Regions from separate parts of the Homo sapiens genome. Here region 2 is linked to region 1. The links are chromatin contacts, found by Hi-C or POLR2A ChIA-PET in ENCODE. All regions are on one chromosome and are shown on one strand. Each heading gives the region's core, a stretch centred on a gene start or an enhancer-like site at or near the end of the contact. The rest is flanking DNA. Distances are from core to core; before and after follow the strand shown. Region 1 has its middle 27 kb from the start of ZNF710. Region 2 holds the start of ARPIN (actin related protein 2/3 complex inhibitor).

Region 1 (3,590 bases), core at 714-3,213:
ATCCCTGGAACTCTGCCCACTGGGCCTTCCTGACACTGAGGCAGCTCTGCTGAGCCCAGGATTCCTGGGGCCACACCGCAAGCCCTGCCTAATGTCCTTTCCAACCTAGAGAACCCATACTCTGCCATTCTAAGCCAATTAAATATTATTAAATGAAGATAAGTCATTTGAAAATCAGACACTCCCTTAGTGGATCAAATGTTCATTTCTGAATGAACCCAGACTGCATTCAGGTATTCCTGAGTTTCTAATTTGTTTCTCCTATTTAATAATTAAATAAAACTCATGGAGATTGAAAACATGTCCAGGACCATGCTAAGTGCTTTAAACATGTTTCTTTTTAATCCTCACAATAACATTCTCATCCTCAAGAATTAAGGGAGGCTGGAGAGTTTATAAGTGACCTGCCCAAGGTCTCCCAGTCGCAGGCCAGGATTCAGGTTCAGGTCATCTAGACTGTCTGCCTTTCTGCCACCTCACTTCTGCCCATTTAACAGCCCTACCCCAACCACCTCCTCCATCAGGGAGGCCAGCCCATGCCAAACTCTGTGTTGCTACCCTCCCTGCTCTGTTCCTACCCTGTCCGTCCTTCAGGGCATGAAACAGACACAGGAAAAGTACATTGAAAATGTGTCATGTGGCCAGGTGCAGTGGCTCATGCCTGTAATCCCAGCACTTTGGGAGGCTAAGGCGGGAGAATCATTTGAGTCCAGGAGTTTGAGACCAGCCTGGGCAATGCAGTGAGACCCAGTCTTAAATTAAAAATTATTTTAATTATTTTAAATTTTATTTTTAAAAAGATATAAAATATTTTAAATTTTTAAAAAAGGAAATATGTCATGTATATTGTAAAGCTGCAGGACCCAAACCATAGATCCTTAAGGCTATCTAAGGCCAGAAGAGGATTCTAGACAGTTTTCTGTTTTTGTTTGTTTGTTTGTTTGTTTGTTTGTTTTTGAGACTGAGTCTTGCTCTTGTTGCCCAGGCTGGAGTACAATGGCACGATCTCGGCTCACGGCAGCCCCTGCCTCCCAGGTTCAAGTGATTCTCCTGCCTCAGTCTCCCGAGTAGCTGGGATTACAGGCATGCGCCACCACACCTGGCTAATTTTTTTTTGTTTTTGTATTTTTAGTAGAGACAGGGTTTCACCAAGTTGGCCAGGCTGGTCTCAAACTCCTGACCTCAGGTGATCTGTCCACCTTGGCCTTCCAAAGTGCTGGGATTACAGGCGTGAGCCACTGCGCCTGGAGATTCTAGACAGTTTTTAAAGTGTTTCCACATTCCATGTTTTATTTAACCTCCACATCCATCCTGGGAAAGATGTTAAGTGTTAATAGTTCCACTTTACAAATAGGACACAAGGCTCAGAGAAGCTGTCAGAGGTCTGAGGTCACACAGGTAAGGAAAGCAGCTCAGCCAGAACTAAAGGGGCGTGAGTTTCTGGGTGGCCCAGAGTTACTGATGAGAACCCAGCTCTTCTTTTTACTTTTATTTGTATTTATTTATATATTTTTTTGAGACAGAGTTTCATTCTTGTTGCCAAGTCTGGAGTGCAATGGCGCAATCTCGGCTCACTGCAACCTCTGCCTCCTGGGTTCAAATGATTCTCCTGCCTCAGCCTCCCAGGTAGCTGGGATTACAGGAGCCTGCCACCATGCCTGGCTAATTTTTTGTATTTTTAGTAGAGACAGGGTTTCACCATGTTGGCCAGGCTGGTGTCGAACTCCTAACTCTAGGTGATCCACTTGCCTTGGCTTCCCAAAGTGCTGGGATTATAGGAATAAGCCACCGTGCCTGGCCTATTTTTATTTTTATTTTTTATTGGAGACAGGGTCTCGCTTTGTCACCCAGGCTGAAGTGCAGTGGCATGATCTTGGCTCACCGCAACCTCTGCCTCCCAGGGAGAACCCAGCTCTTCTGACACCACTGCCAATGCCCTGCCCTCATATTGCAAGGCTCCCAGAGTGGCAAACCATCTGTGCGTAAAGATCTCAAGCAATGTCACTCCACATAGCTCTTCCTCGGTAGCACTGTTGTTTGCTCATTATTCTTCCTCTTTTTGCTTCCTCTTCCTCTTCTCTCACCATAAATTATATCCTTTGCCTAAGGAATACATTAATTCTGCTTAAATAAAGATAACAGCAGCCTCACCCCTGCACTCAGCTAATTGAGGGCCATCACTTGCACAGCCAGCCATGGACACGCCCAGGGCATACCCACCATTTACTGAGCTTTTTTTTTTTTTTTGAGACAGATTCTCACTCTGTCACCCAGGCTGGAGTGCAGTGGCGCAATCTTGGCTCACTGCAACCTCCACCTCCCAGGTTTAAGTGATTCTCTTGCCTCAGCCTCCCGAGTAGCTGGGATTACAGGCACCCGTCATCACACCTGGCTAATTTTTCAGTAGAGAAAATACTTTCAGCAGAGACGGGGTTTCACCATGTTGGCCAGGCTGATCTTGAACTCCTGATCTCAGGTGATCTGCCCGCCTTAGCTTCCCAAAGTGTTGGGATTACAGGCGTGAGCCACCGCAGCCCACCCACTTACTGAGCTGTTAACAACCTGACATTCTCACCACAAGTCTCAGAAGTCAGTTTTCATTTGCCTACTTTACAGATGGAGCAATAATGGCTCAGAAGGTCTCTCATGGCTTGTTCAAGGTCACACAACTTATAAGTGACAGCCAGACTTGAACCTAAGTCTACTTGAAGCTAATGCCCATGTTCTTCATGCCATGGTTCCAACTGAGGGGAACCCAAGCTATAACTAGCTTTTGCTCTCTCCATTTTAGGATCCTTCCAGTTAAAAAGAAGCTTTAGCATGCTTGTAAGTTAGGCCAGGCTTGGAGCTATCGAATGACAATAATATTGTTATTTTTTCCCATATTTTGAGCACTTATGCAGGCATTGTCGCCTCATTTTATCAGTCAGTCCTTGCAAATGCTTTGTGAAGTGGATGCTGCTATCCCCATTTTACAGATGAGATATCTGAGGCCCAGGAGGCTCAGTAACTTGCTACCAGCACCCAGCTTGTGAGTGATGAGTTGAGGATTTAGACCCAGGTCTGGCTGATGCCTATGCCCTTGTCTTTAACCACTTCTCTCCCCACCTTGCCTGCCAGGTTTACTGTTCTTTCAAACATGACATGAATTCTCTGTGCCTCTGGAGATCGGCCAGGAGAGGCAGGTTTGGTCAATTTGGCCATCGGGAGACTCGGAACACCCTGAATTCGCTGTCACTTTGGTTCTACCTGGGGCTGGCTGCGTTTCCCCACAGGAGAACGGCTCTGAGTTTCAGGATGGTGCCAGATGACAGCTAGAGTGTCTGCTAGAACTCTGGGAACATATGTGACTTCCCTATTTGGAGGTACAGAAAAGACTGGAGCTCAGACTGTTTAAAAACAGTTCCTTTTCTTTCAGCAGGACATGTGTGCAGTGCTCATTTTCCAAAGAGGAGGAGAAGAGCAGGGTATTTAGGTCAACAGCAGGGGATCCATGAGTCTGCCATGGGACTCACTAATGCAGGAGTAGAGAGAGAACCAGTGAGAGCTCTTTTGGTTGCAAGTGACAGGAAATCCAACCCAAACTTTTT
Region 2 (3,590 bases), core at 779-3,278, 62 kb before region 1:
GCTCCTTTCCCCGTGCTTCCGACATAGGGATCTCCAAAGGGTCCCAAAGGCTGGGGCATTGCCCAGATGCCAGGAGGAACCTTGTCAGGCTGCCCTAAGATCAAGCTATGGCCCCCTCCTACAAGGCCACTGGGAGTTACTGGAACCAGAGCCTCAGTCTTATCTACAAAATGGGGAGGAAAACAGCTGCCTCACTCTGCTCCTCTGATGTTGACACAAGATCATGTGTGTGAAGGTGTTTTGTAAGCTATTAAGTGATTACTAAATACAAAAGATTTTACTTTTTTATTGGTCCAAATGTGAGGGTAGGTATCTAAGCTGCAATAAACTATTTTCCCTTTCCACCTGTTTTTAAACACTCTCATATTCCTTTTCTCATTCATATCCAGGTGGTCATTAACCCGAGGAAATGGTTATTACTGAGAGGTGAAGAAACCAAAACTCAGAAGTCTGAGACTAGTCCAAGATCACACGGTCCTTCACTGAGGGGAAGTGGACCCCTGGCTTCTCGACTCTGGTTTTCATAAAAGCAGAACGTGGAGGCTTCCTTTTTTGCATCCACAGAAATGGAGAAGCATGGGGACAGCTGAAGATGACAGTGGAATAGGGATGGGAGTGGGAAGTGAAAACTCTACCTAGCTGGTCTCTATCCAATTCTTCCCCACCCCCCACAATTATTTTTCTAAATATTTAACTGACAAAAGACTGTATATATTCAAGGTGCACAACGTGATGATTTAAGTACACACTATGTAATGATTACCACAGATTAATGAACACACCCACCAGACCCCATGCTGTACATTAGGTCCCCAGAAATTGTTTATTCTATAACTGAAAGTTTGTACCTTTGATCATTACCCCATCCCCATCCACTATCCCCTGGCAATCACTGTTCACTGTTCTACTGTTTCTTTTCTTTTGACACAGTCTTGCTCCATCGCCCAGGATGGAGTGCAGTGGCACAATCTCGGCTCACTGCAACCTCCACCTCCCAGGTTCAAGCGATTCTCATGCCTCAGCCTCCCAAATAGCTGGGATTACAGGTATCTGCCACCACGCCCGACTAATTTTTGTATTTTTAGTACAGACAGGGTTTCACCATTAGGCTGGTCTCAAACTCCTAACCTCAAGTGATCCACCCGCCTCGGCCTCCCAAAGTGCTGGGATTACAGGCGTGAACCACAGCGCCTGGTCTGTTCTGCCGTTTCTATGGTTCAACGCTTTTATAGGTTCCATATACGAGATCACACAGTATTTGTCTTTCTGTATCTGGCTTATTTCACTTAGCACAATTCTTCAGCGCAGTTGTAAATGGAATGGTCCCTTCGGCCTCATAACCCTGTGACGACAGGGCCTGGCCCTCCAAATCCTCCTCACCCAGGCAGGCCCTGCTCTGGACCAGCCCGCCCGCTGTTCCCGCCACAGCACGGCCACTGTCCCTTCTGGGGCAGGGCATGAGTCTGTGCAAAAGCAGCGCGGCAAGTAGCTGGAGTTTATAGTTACGCGGGTGGGGTGGGGCCGGAGGTCGGCGTGAGGCGAAGCCCAGCCTTCGGAGACCTGTCTGGGGGTCGGGACCCTCTCTCGAGGGCAGGCGGACAGGCGGGGAGCTTTAAGCCGATCTGTGTCATGGGGTCGCTGGGCGGGCGCGGCGGCAGGGGCGCCGGGAGCGGCGGACTGGAGGGGCGGACTGAAGGCGGAGAGGCGGCTTTGGCAACCCCAGTTTTCCCCCACCCGCATCCCACCCCCCCACCCGATCCTGTTGCGGGGTTCGAGCCGGGGCAGGGGAGGCCGACCCGAGGCCGTGAGCCCAGGCCTACCCCTGGTGGGCGGCGGGGTCCCAGGCCCCTGGCAGCCGGACGCTCTGCACCGCCTTGTTCCGGAGCGCGCCGTCGTGGTAGATGCGGCTCATTCTCCCGACCGCCCGGGCACCCCGGCACAGAGCCGGCGCACTGGGCTGGGGGCGCGGCGCGGGAAGTGCTGCAGGACGCGCGGGGACCCGCGATTCCCAGCCGGCGGATCCGGGAATGGCGCGGCCCGGCCCTCAGGCGTTCCTCGGCGGGATTTAAAGGGACCGAGCTCCATTCCTGCACGCCAGGCCGCGCGCGGCAGGAGTTGGGCTTCCGGGAGGACCCTGGCTGGGGGCTTAGCACAGTGGGGCAGAAAGGCCATGCTTTTCTCTTGTCTCTCTCTCTTCCTCATTCCTAGAGGAAGATCCCTGCCCCAGCACACGCACAAAAGGGAAATTGAGGCCCCAAGATCCTATTATAGAAGATCCTTTGTAGGATCAGCCCGGGAAGGATGGGTTTCTGGGAAGCAGGAATGGAGAACAGCCACTGGGGAGGATTGGGTGGTCAGCTTAGAAGCTGTCCATTATGCCCCGCCCGCGGCCCTACAATGGCTGAGTCAGGTATCCCAGGGATCTGTGACGAGGGAGCTGGGGCATGGGTGTCGGACCAAAGACGCCTAAGTTTGAATCCCAGCTGTGAGCTTGGGCAAGCTCCTCAACCTCTCTGAGCCCATGCTTCTTCGTCTGTAAAATGGGGTCAGTATCAGGGGGATTGTAAAGTTTAATGAGCTCACCCTTTCTACAACATAGCATTGCCCTCCCTCCTTCTTCCTGCACAGCTCCTGAACTCCTCCCTGGCCCCACAATGCCCTTTGCCCAAGTATGTCATAGTCCGCAGGTGCATTTTCCAAGCCTGGTACAGAAGATTCTTCTGACCCTGGGATTGTTGAGGAATCTTTGTTCTTTTGTTTGGCTTCTTCGTGCCAGGCCTCGGGGCAGGTGGGCCCATTCAGGGAGGCCAGGTGTACCCCGGGAGAGGGGGCGGCATTTAAAGGGGGTGGTGGCCAGGCAGGTGCCTAGGAGTCTAGCATGAGCTGTCAATGTTGGAAGAAGAAAGCACCCTCTCCCTTCCCTGCTACACACACACACACACACACACACACACACACACACACACAGACAATGACTTTCTTGGGTCCTAGGCACTTTTGTTTTCAAAGGACCCTTTCTCCATTAAAAATTTTTTAAAAAATTATTATCTTACCACTGGGTTGGCATAAAGATGAATATATGAATTATATATATATATATATATTTTTTTTTTTTTTTTTTTGAGACAGTCTTCCTATGTTGCCCAGGCTGGAGTGCAGTGGTGAATCTTGGCTCACTGTAACCTCTGCCTCCCAGGTTCTAGTGATTCTCCTGCCTCAGCCTCCTGAGTAGCTGGGATTACAGGCACTCACCACCACACCCGACTAATTTTTGTATTTTTAGTAGAGATGGGGTTTCACCATGTTGGCCAGGCTGGTCTCAAGCTCCTGACTTCATGTCACCACCTGCCTCTGCCTCCCAAAGTGCTAGGATTACAGGCCTGAGCCACTGCTCCCAGTCTAAAGTGTTTTCTTCAACCTAAACATATATTTTTTTTTCTGCATCCAATCATCCATTACTAAACATATTTTTAGGAAGAAAGAGCACCTGTAGTCCCAGCTACTCAGGAGGCTGAAGTGGGAGGATCACTTGAGCCCAGGAGTTTGAGTCCAGCCTAGGCAACATAGCGAAACCCTGTCTATTAAAAAAA

The links. A loop is a pair of places that touch in the nucleus more often than their neighbours do. ChIA-PET counts read pairs that join two places held with the same protein, here RNA polymerase II (POLR2A). Pooled maps may share reads with other maps.
Region 2: a loop to region 1 is called in a map of right lobe of liver, with 3 times the contacts of the local background. The contact joins the promoter of ARPIN here to the enhancer-like site in region 1. A Hi-C loop is called at or near these places in 13 of 168 maps with a recorded cell type or tissue (CD14-positive monocyte, GM11168, HCT116 and 8 more), 2 of 37 single-sample maps with no recorded cell type and 6 of 50 pooled maps. POLR2A ChIA-PET finds 5 or more read pairs at or near these places in 15 of 52 experiments (HCT116, HEK293, HEK293T and 9 more).

The regions. Positions count from the first base shown.
Region 1 is chr15:89,972,713-89,976,302 of GRCh38, forward strand. No RefSeq gene overlaps it. Among named protein-coding and RNA genes, the nearest start is that of ZNF710, 27 kb to the right of the region's middle. Within about 2 kb of position 1,964, at least 4 of the 41 ENCODE cell types and tissues checked have a DNase peak (open chromatin) inside an H3K27ac peak, as active enhancers do; they include CD14-positive monocyte, where a contact is called at or near this core.
Region 2 is chr15:89,910,924-89,914,513 of GRCh38, forward strand. It overlaps ARPIN (actin related protein 2/3 complex inhibitor), which reads right to left and starts at 2,029. Exons shown (of 6, transcript NM_182616.4): 1 at 1,821-2,029. The coding sequence starts at 1,912. ARPIN-AP3S2 (ARPIN-AP3S2 readthrough) reads right to left here and starts at 2,029. Exons shown (of 10, transcript NM_001199058.2): 1 at 1,821-2,029. The coding sequence starts at 1,912.